Linked DNA regions of Homo sapiens: all the other regions are linked to region 2. The links are chromatin contacts, found by Hi-C in ENCODE. All regions are on one chromosome and are shown on one strand. Each heading gives the region's core, a stretch centred on a gene start or an enhancer-like site at or near the end of the contact. The rest is flanking DNA. Distances are from core to core; before and after follow the strand shown. Region 1 has its middle 61 kb from the start of LINC02628. Region 2 has its middle 53 kb from the start of LINC00838. Region 3 holds the start of LINC00838 (long intergenic non-protein coding RNA 838).

Evidence for each region. Hi-C counts contacts between places; a loop is a spot of excess contacts on that map. Pooled maps may share reads with other maps.
Region 1: a loop to region 2 is called in a map of heart left ventricle, with 2.6 times the contacts of the local background. The contact joins two enhancer-like sites. A Hi-C loop is called at or near these places in 3 of 168 maps with a recorded cell type or tissue (heart left ventricle and heart right ventricle) and 2 of 50 pooled maps.
Region 3: a loop to region 2 is called in a pooled map, with 2.8 times the contacts of the local background. The contact joins the promoter of LINC00838 here to the enhancer-like site in region 2. A Hi-C loop is called at or near these places in 4 of 50 pooled maps.

What each region holds. Positions count from the first base shown.
Region 1 is chr10:33,659,991-33,663,514 of GRCh38, forward strand. No RefSeq gene overlaps it. Among named protein-coding and RNA genes, the nearest start is that of LINC02628, 61 kb to the left of the region's middle. RefSeq lists an enhancer at 2,041-2,541. Within about 2 kb of position 1,966, at least 16 of the 41 ENCODE cell types and tissues checked have a DNase peak (open chromatin) inside an H3K27ac peak, as active enhancers do.
Region 2 is chr10:33,717,845-33,721,216 of GRCh38, forward strand. No RefSeq gene overlaps it. Among named protein-coding and RNA genes, the nearest start is that of LINC00838, 53 kb to the right of the region's middle. Within about 2 kb of position 1,592, at least 3 of the 41 ENCODE cell types and tissues checked have a DNase peak (open chromatin) inside an H3K27ac peak, as active enhancers do.
Region 3 is chr10:33,770,677-33,774,299 of GRCh38, forward strand. LINC00838 (long intergenic non-protein coding RNA 838) reads right to left here and starts at 2,004. Exons shown (of 3, transcript NR_038932.1): 1 at 1,507-2,004. RefSeq lists enhancers at 1,943-2,666, 2,667-3,390.

The DNA of each region.
Region 1 (3,524 bases), core at 716-3,215, 57 kb before region 2:
AATATTTATCCAGCCAGAATTTTCAGTGTGGAAAAAAAAAATCTGAACCCATCCCATCTCCCAATTGGTGCAATCACATCTTAATAAAGGACATATTTTAAACGTAGGCTGTTAAAAAACAGTGAACAAAACCAGAAAGAGAACTTCAAAACTCCCCCCAAATGCCTCCAAAACACAGACTCCATAGACTAGAAGCTCAATGAAACTTAGTATAGGCCCTGCCCTCTCCTCTCCAGGTCTCTGTTAGGTCTCTGCCCCATTGATGGCAGAGCAGCTGTTGTCCTCTGAGAGGGCCAAATTCAGTCCACTGCACATAGAACAATAATTGTAAATTCCCCGTGAGCACACTAAAGACTCAGCCTCACAAGTAATCAAAAACCAGATTAAAAGGAGAATGATTTTTCTTGTCTATCAAATTAGCAACAAGTAGATGCTTAACTGATTTTGCTTCTACGCTTGCCGCCTGTGGTCTCACCCGCACGTAGCAGCCTGAGTGATCCTGATGAAACCCCAGACACGCGGAGTCTCTCTCCTGATTAGGACCTTCCAGGGCCTCCTTCCCCACTAAGAATCAGGCCCGCTATCACCTGCCACCCCCTGGCTGCTGTTCCAAGAGCCTGCTCACCTCCTTGCTGTCTCTCTCCGCTCACTCTAACCCCACTGCTAGTCCCTTGACATTATGGAGTGAGCTGATCTTAAGCCCCTTATATTCGTTCTTCCTGCTGCCTGGAACGCTGTTTCCTTGGGTCTCTACGAGGCTTCCTGTCATTCTGCTCCAGCTCAGGTGTCAATTTCCTGTCTCAACTGAATAGAGAGCATCCCATCCAAAATAGCATCCCCCTGCCCTCCAGCCCCTCCCCTGCTCTCTTCTCTGCACAGGTCTTAACCATTGCACGATGTTACAGTGCATATTCATTTATTTATTTTTGCCTGTGAAGTGCCTTGAAGACAGGAAATCTTTTTTGTTGTTGCTCGTGGCTGGATCTCAAGTGTACAGAACCGTACCAAGCACACAGTAAATACGTGCTGATGATGGAAAGGATTTAAATGGCATGACCTGGTGTCACCAAGGCTATTCTCCACGTGTTCCCTTTCAAGGACCGTGGGGAGAGATGTTGGTACAATCACGATGGGAAATAATCTGGCAATGTTACCAAATGCCTCTAACATGTTTCTATCCTTGGACTCAGTTTACCACTTTTAGAAATTTTAGAAATTTACACTCGAGATCAGCAATATGGGCAAAGATTTACATAGAAAGATATTTATATTAGAGTGGTATTTTCAACAGCAAAAATGAGAAATGATGGGAATAAATAGTAATAGCAATAATGATATAGAATAGCTACTATTGATGGAGCAGTTCTGAAGTGTTGGGTAAGATGCTAAGTGCTTTAAACATTCTAAGAACCAGTTATTTGCAATTTAAAATGAAGACACTGAGGCAACTTGCCCGAGTCATCACCTGGTAAATTTTATAAAAAGTTAGAAATCAAGTTCTTGCTTCTCAGCCTGAGCTAAGAAATAAACAAATAGCAAGGCCAACATCACTTGTTGAGGACTTTGACAGAATCATCAAACAAGGCAAGCATTTTGCCTTACTCCGGGGGAGGGAGGTCAAAGGTATTGTTGAGCACCCAGGGTCACAGTTGTTCCTTCTGATCCAAACAACCCTAGATCCCCTGTGCCAGGCACAGGAAACTTTATCCCTTCGGTTCTCTGAAACTCTGTGCATGGAGCCAGCACGAGGACTTTTGCAAACATTTATCACTGACCTTTAAGAGGTCCACATTAAGCAAACAAACTCTTTCCTCTGCCCCACCCTCTCTTCTTCCTATTGTTGCCAGGGTCTATGGTTTCCTCTTGAATCTCTGAGCTATCCTCCATGGAGTCTCACTCATTTCCTGTCCGGGGAGCCTTGGCATCTGATCTGCAGGCGGCAGGCGCAGGAGCCAGCAGCCCCAGGGGCTGTTTCTCCTTCCTCATTGTCTTCGGGGAAACCGCAGGGCTGTTCTCCTCCCCTTCTGCCCAAAGGCCACCGTCACGAGAACCCAGCCCTCTGGTAGGAGGCCATCTGGCCCTGCCACCAGACCTGTTGATGGGTTGGCAACCGTCCCTTCCTCCTGTCTCCCCACTGCACCCCTCCACGCCTCCGCTCCACAAGAGGAAACTCTTAGCATCCCAGATGCTTGCAGCTTCGCCTGACTCCTCCAGTCCTCGGCTCCATATGGTCTGGATTCACTCTTTGAAATGGCTCAGCCTCTAATTCCCCATATTCTGTTCATGTGCTCATTTTAAGACTGTGTCCCATTGCCATGCTTGCTGCTGCTACATTTTAAATTGTTTTAATTTAAAGCTGATGCTGCTGGGCTAATTAATGCAACCGCTGCTAACCACGTGCACACATACATACTCGGAGGGCTGTGTGTGTGTGTGTGTGTGTGTGTGTGTGTGTGTGTGTGTGTTGAAGGGAAAGTTCCCTTCACATGGTTTCTTCTTGTCCCCAGAAATCTGAAAATCTCTTTGTCTTGGTACTTGTCCCAGCAACATCACTCTCTTCCTCTTTCTTTGGCCTATTCTTAGAATAAGGATATTTTGCAAAAAGAATAGGGGTATTTTGCAAAAAGCCACGGCCTCCTACCGTGCCAATTCTTGGAACAGCTACAAGAAACAAGACCCTCTTAGCCCAATTAGGGGAGTCAAACTGACCCAACTGCATACTTTCCTAAAGTTGACTGTGAACATTTCCGTCAGCATCGTTCCGATGTCTTTCCCTGCCTCTTTCTGGCTCTTTCCCTCCTACCTACCTTCAAACAGCCAAAGACCCCCGATTGCAAGGAAGGGTTATAGACCCTTTCTCCATTGCCTGCCTCCCGTGTCAATTCCTTCTTCCAGTCTTTCTGGGGGGGAAAAGGAACAATATGGTTAGTTCATTCAAGTATTCATAGTTGTTGGCCAATAGTAATATCAGGCAATAATCCTATCATTTAGTATTTTATTAAAATAGCAACAATATCTTAACCCAAAGGATTTATTAATACAGGGATGTCAAAATGATAGGAAAATATTTTTATATAAAAATTTTATATATCACCTCTCAGTTTGGTTTGTTTTTTGGCCTCTCTCCTATGACACCAGACTTCCGGGCAATCCTTGGCTCTGACCTTGGCACCTGGAAACAGCATGAATGTCCTTGAAGTTGGAGCCTTGAAGCTACTCAGGACTGCTCCACTCACCATAGAACTTTTTTTTTTTGAGACAGAGTGTTGTTCTGTTGCCCAGGCTGGAGTGTAGTGGTGTGATCTCAGCTCACTGCAACCTCTGCCTCCTGGGTTCAAGCAATTCTCCTGCCTCAGCCTCCAGAGTAGCTGGGACTACAGGTGCCTGCCACCACGCCCAGCTAATTTTTGTTTTTGTTTTTTTTTTAGTAGAAACAGAGTTTAACCATATTGGCCTGGCTGGTCTCAAACTCCTGGCTTCAAGCAATCTGTCTCCCTCAGCTTCCCAAAGTGCTAGAATTACAG
Region 2 (3,372 bases), core at 342-2,841:
GCACTCCAACCTGGGTGACAAAGCAAGACTCTGTCTCAAAAAAAAAAAAAAAAAATTGCAGATTCAGTGGAACCGGGGTGCAGATGGAGGTTTTGCAGTCCCAGCCAGCTCCAAGTGATGCTGGTGCTGCTGGCCTAGGACCACATTTGGAGCAGGAAGACTCTAGAGTTGTAGAAAAAGTATTCATAGGCCACCTATGTGATTGCATTTCATTTAATTCATGCCAAGTAATAAACTCATTCTATGCGAAAGCCAGCAAAAGAGAAAACTAAGCCATTCAACAAATAAGAAGAGAAATTAATAGGTCTTTTAGAGTCCGAATAAGAAAAGTCAATGGAGAAAATAGAACTTCATTTTCAAAAGATTTAAAAAGAAATAATCTCATAGTCTGTTAACATATTATATAAGGAAATAAAGAAATACATTAGGAATGAGAAGGGTAAGAAGAAATGTTACCTTTTATTAGAGCAGTAGTTCTTAAATTCTCAAATTTAGCATGCATCAGAATCATCTTAAAACACAGACAACCGGCCAGGCGCAGTGAATCACGCCTGTAATCCCAGCGCTTTGGGAGGCTGAGGCAGGCAGATCACCTGAGGTCAGGAGTTCGACATCACCCTGACCAACATGGAGAAACCCCATCTCTACTAAAAATACAAAATTAGCTGGGTGTGGTGGCACATGTCTATAATCCCAGCTACTCGGGAGGTTGAGGCAGAAGAATGGCTTGAACCCAGGATGTGGAGATTGCGGTGAGCCAAGATCATGCCATTGCACTCCAGCCTGGTCAACAAGAGCGAAACTCCAGCTCCAAACAAACAAACAAACAAACAAAAAACACTGACAATGATTCTGTGGTCTGGGACAGCCTGATGATTTGCATTTCTTACAAGTTCCCAGGTAATGCTGTTGCCCCTGGGCAGGGAACAGAGCTTGGAGAAACTGCATTAAGAGACTGGGGAAACTGCATTCAGAGACTGACAGATGACACGAAAAAATCACTATATTCTACCTCAGTCTCTATAAGACTGTGGGGCAGCCCTATAATAGAAGAAAGAGAAATGAACCAAAATAAGAGAAACAGTTAAAATCCATTCGAGGTCCCAACAACTTGAACTATATACACTTAAGAACATGTTCAGAGTAATTTCAGGATCATCAGCTATCATTTTCAAGATTTTTTGAAGGGTAAATGATTTGACCGAAGCAGGAATGGAACAACTTGGTTTCTTTTTCTAAATGGAAAAAGGAGTGACCCTGAAAAACCCTGGGCTTCTAAGTTTAACTTCGCTACATAGGAAGTTAGGGGGAAAAGACTGAGGAAATAATCACAAAATCTATTGTCAAGGCCTTGAAAAGAACAGGGCATTGAGTAATAACGAGGATGGCTTTCCAAAGAAAACGTGCTTTCCTACTGTTTTAGATTTGAAAAGGATCTTAGAATCACATGAGCCAGGCAGCTTATTTTAAAGATAAGAAAACTAATGTACAAAGAGATTTTTGTCCTCAAGGTCATACAGCTCGTTGGCAGCAAATATAGGCGAGGATCCAGTCTCCTGGGCCATTCACTGCCCTCACCATCCTGAAGCAGCTGTGGGTTCTGACGATTTCCACTGGTAGCCTCAGCTGCACCTAGGTCTTGAGCTAGTCTGATGAGGACAGGCTGCATATTGGGAGTCCCTGTGTGCATCATGGTGAGGTCAGCTGAGGCCCGGCATCCAAAGACCTCATCACCAGCCTTATGCCATATGCCACAACAGCCATCCAGACTCTTCTGGTTATCTGGGACAGAGGTGGCAGAGAGGCAGCTGGCTGTCCTGGGAAAGGCCTGCATCTAACTGTGCTGACTTTAACCAGACTGTTCACTCTGTTTGTGTAATTGGCTCATCAGTACCCCAGGGAAAAATCATCTAAAGTGTACGTTCATTCAGCCCAAAAAAGTAAGTGCCTACTATGCCTAAGGAGGCTCTGCAGTGAACAATGTGGAGCTTCAATCGGAAATAGATCTCTTTATCCCCACATGCTGAGTGGGTACATGGCTCATCAGACTGAGGCAGGGGAATAAGGGTCTGGAGCCAGGGAACCTAAGGCCCTTTCACACTGACTTCCTGGAACTAAATTGAAAGGAAAACCCTAACTTTCCATGCCTAAGTAACATAAGGACCAGAGGCTACTTCCCTTGCAAACCCTCACCTTTTCTGTGTGGCAGATGGGAAATTGAAAGTACTTCTGATTGGTTGCTTTTTGCAAGCAATCAGATGTTTGCATAGGAGTGTAACTTTGTAACTTTACTTCTGCCTCTGATTGGTTGGGGAAAGCAACCAATTGTGAGCCAAGTCTTCCTTTGCATAGAAGTGCAACTTTGTAACTTCACTTTAGCCTCTGATTGTTTGCTTTCCACAACCAATCAGACCGATTGGCACACTTCATTTACATGGGGTGAACACCAAGTGGCCAATGGAAGACCTCTAAGGGGGTATTTGGACCTGAGAAGATTCTGTATCCTGGGCCCTTGAATGGCTGCTCAGCCTGCTCCCACCCTGTGGAGTGTACTTTTGTTTTCAATCTCTGCTTTTGTTGCTTCATTCTTTCCTTGCTTTGTTTATGCATTTTGCCTAATTCATTGTTCAAAACACCAAGAACCTGGACACCCTCTATGGGTAACAAGATGATTGTACATTGCTGTGTCATCAAATGGGCACTCCAGACTCGTGGAACAGCATGAGTCTGTTCCATGCTTAGCATAGCACTTAGCATAGCCTTGGCAAACAGTGTACAACACAAAGAATGTTAGAGCCCTTCAAGGCTCTTACCTTCAGTTTTCAGGTGTGGAAATTATAGTGCAGAGAGGTGAAACAGCATAAAAGTAACAGCTTTTTGGTGAAGAGCTTGGACTGCACTCTGATGTTCTGGCTCATAACTCAGATTTTTCTACTTGACTGCATACTATGAAGACAGATCATATTAATATAAATTAAAGGCCTTCATATTACTGTCAAAGGGAAGGGAGAAAAGGTTTGGAATATGCGTGTTGGTCTCTCTGTTCTGTGAATAACAGGGGTTCTTCATAGCAAGCACAATTTCTCAACCAGCACATCGGAATCACCTGGAACCCTAAGATAACACCGATGCAAGGAATCCACCCAAGAGATTTGAATTCAATTATTTTGGGGTACAGCCTGAGCACCAGGGGCTTTAAAAGATTCCAGATGATTCTCATGTACAGTCAAAGTCGAGAGGCACTACTCTGCAGGAATTACCTTGAGTGCCTTTTGGCTTAATAGAGCCAGAGAGCTTCAGAGATTCTGGCAGTGAGGCATCTTGCAAAGACAGCATAGATTTCGATAACGAAATAAAATCCAAAATCCTCTG
Region 3 (3,623 bases), core at 754-3,253, 53 kb after region 2:
TGAAATGACAGGGTGGTCAACAGCCTAAAACTCTTTGAAGAATCCAGGATCTAAAAGTGTGAGATCTTAGAAAGCACCTGGTCTCACTCCTCCAATGCATTTATTAGGAAATGAAGACCAAGAGACGGGAAGAGGGTGCCTGCCCACAATCACACTGTCAATGAGGAGGGAGCTGACTAGCAGGCAGATGCCCTGACGCCCTGCTGCGCAGCTTCGGCTTTATCCAGTTGCACTTTTGGTTTGATTGAACCCAGATTTCGCAGAGGGAAGTAGTGGGAGATAAGCCTTAGAAAGGTAGGTCAGGGCCAGGCAGCAAAATTGCTAAACTAGGGGGCTTAAATGTTATTCGGAGGAACGGGGTACTCACTAAAGAGCTTTGAGCAGGAAAGTTATTCTAATCACAGAGATATTTGGGGAAATTTTAGGTGGGAGTTTTCAGGGGTATTGTTAATATTTTGCTCAGATAAGTCACAAATTAAGCAATTATGTGAACCCCTCCCCCCAAATAATTGTGAGTTGTAGTGACTAAAACTCCTTAATTATATTATAAATTAATAACCAATAAATAAGAAAAAACTCAAAAATGAAGTCACCTATTGCTTAGGTTCATGAGATCATCTTAAAATGATCTAGAAATAAAATGAAAAGTCCTGTGAGATTTGGAACCACCCTAGGTATCATGTCCAGCTGTGGGGAGGGGGTTGGGGGTGGGTCTGAGTACACTGCAGCCTCAGGTATCCACGCTTTCATAACTCTATTAGGACCAATGATTAAGGCCATATGAGGACGTATTATTTTATGTGATTTCTCCTTCTTCCTCTTTTTCCCCTGTACATATACATTTGTTAAAAAGGAGAATAAAAAATGATCCCTATACCTTTGGAAGAATGCCTTGGGAGAGATGCCCATGCCAGGGACCAGCTTTCTCTGAGTTGCCAATCCTATTGCCAAAGGCCTTCCAACCAGAGTGACTCTATCTTGAGCAGGGGCTAGGCAAAATGAGGCTGAGTCCTACTCAGGTGCATTCCGAGGAGGTCAGGCATTCTAAGTCACAGGAAGAGACAGAAGGTCAGCACAAGATACAGGTCACAAAGACCTTGCTGTAAAACAGGTTGCAATAAAGAAGTCCGTCAAAATCCACCAAAAACAAGGTAGCGATGAAAGTGACCTCTGGTAGTCCTCGTTGCTTATTATATGCTAATTATAATGTATTAGCTGCTAAAAGACACCCCCACCAGCACCATGACAGTTTACAAATGCCATGGCAACATCAGGAAGTTACCCTATACGGTCTAAAAGCTGGAGGACCCCTCAGTTTCAAGGAAATCCCCACCCGTTTCTCAGAAAACTCATGAATGATCCACCCCTTGTTTAGCATATAATCAAGAAATAACCATAAAAATAGGCAGCCGGCAGCCCTCGGGGCTGCTCTGCCTACGGAATAGCCATTCTTTTGTTTCTTTACTTTTCTAATAAACTTGCTTTCACTTTATTCTATAGACTCACCCTGAATTTTTTCTTGCACGAGATCCAAGAACCCTCTCTTGGGGTCTGGATCAGGATCCCTTTCCGGTACCACTGTGACCTGGCTGCACACGGTCCCCCTGAAGCCACAGGTTGAGCTATGTCAGGCCCCAAAGACACAGGGGCCCCAGCGCTTCATCCTCTCTCTTTCCCCTCAGAGCTTCAAAACTTTGAGGTTCTCAAACGCCTAGATAATGGTTTGCCTCATAGGTGACAGTACACTGGTAGGTAGAAATTGACCTGACCCTACTGAAACCCCAAAGTCCCATGAGCCCTGAAGTCTGATTCGGTGGTTCATTGCAAAGACTAACATCAAGCGAGGGAACACAGGAAAATGTCACAAACAGTGCTTGAAATTGATTTGAGGGTCAGAGCAACCTGAACTTCTGACCCTGACTTTTAACCTCCTCACATCTTGCTCTCCGTCTCTGCTGTTACGATGATAGTGCACACTCTGTGCAGAAAAGACGGCTCCACTTTACACGTACCCAGGCAGAATACTACAGTGGGCCTGTTGCCGGGCAACCACAGCTAGAACACTTTGTTTCCGGAGCATTTTGAGAATGATTACACTTGCGGGGTTGGGTTGGGTTGGTTGGGGTTTTTATTATTATTATTATTATTATTCTTTCTTTCTTTCCTGTGGTACCTATTCCTGGATGTTGTAAATATTCATCTGAGTTTTGCATAGATGAGGGGAAGACGTTATTTAAATGAGATTGGGAGGGTAATTTGCTCGGGTGCATCACTACCCTCTTTTATGTTTTGCAGGCACCCTGCTGCAGAAGGAGAGAAAGCGCTTTTGTGACCATTATTGACTTAGATGACAATGCTATGCTGGCTTGTTTCAGTTACATAGAACAATGGGAGCAGAAAAAAGACACTTTAGCGAAGGCATTTAGTAAATTGTTAGTAAATGGGGAAGATACAAAAGCCCCAGCTAAGTCATCAGGCACATTTCCTTGCTAACGTGGCTGCAGTTACTCTCCTGGCTCCCTCTAAACCCCACTCAGAGAGGAACGCTTCCTCTTCCTCTTGTTAAGTGACATCAACACATTGAAATACAGCTCTTGGCTAAACTCCGCGAGCTGACTTTGAAAGGTAACGGGAAGAAACATTTCCTTTCAAAAGGAATCTGGCAGCCTTTGAGCCTTTGAAACACACCCATTTCAGATGAGTCTGAGTTGGGCAGGAATTGCAAGTACTTCCAAAATCATCCGTGTCAATATTTCCCCCACCCCTGGAATATTAATATGTACACACACCCACACACTCCCCTTGAGATGTGTTTATTTCACAATTCACAAATGGTGAAGAGACCTTTTCTGAATTTTTTTCTTAGGGACTTGGGAAGCCAGCATGAAAATTGTGATTCTTCCAAATGCTTTCCCATATGCCTTAAATGCCCCCATTAAAGTTAATTTTCTCAGTCCACACGTGTTCTCTGTGTCTTGGTGACCACCTCCCTGCCTCCCTTAAGGTAACCTTTTCTTGAGGCTTGCTATGTCCTGTCTTGGTTATGACTTGGTCAGGAGCCTGGGCACCTTATGGCAGAATTCAGGGCCCCAGCCAAATACAGCAGTTGTTTACAGGGCACAGTCAGTGAGGGACTCGATCTCTTCACTCTCACGGAGATGTCTATGGATAGAAAATTCGCCTCTGGGCCATCGACAGTTTGAGCCCCAAAGCTGTTGGGCTTTTCAGTCCAGAGTGCATTTACGAAGCTCTCCCATCTAAAGGATCCCCATCCTGGTGATACAGAAGTGCTGGGGAGAGAAGAGCATGGTCCCTTTAAATGATACCGAAGTGGAAAGGGGAGTGCTGGGTAGAGGAGGGCGTGGTCCCCGGTTAGGGCTCCACCCCCAAGGGCCTAGATGAGGACAGGCAGTCCTGTCTTCTCGCCCAAATGTTGCAATTTCCAAGACTACCCTGGCCCGCCACACCCCCATCCTGGCCCTATACCCTAGCAGGCAGACACAAGTAGCTGGACATCGTGAGGAACACATCGCCGGAAGAAGACACAAGTGGCTGGACGTCGAGAAGGGCACGTTAGCAGAAGAGCACACGGACAGACACCGACAAGCCGGCAGGCCACTGAC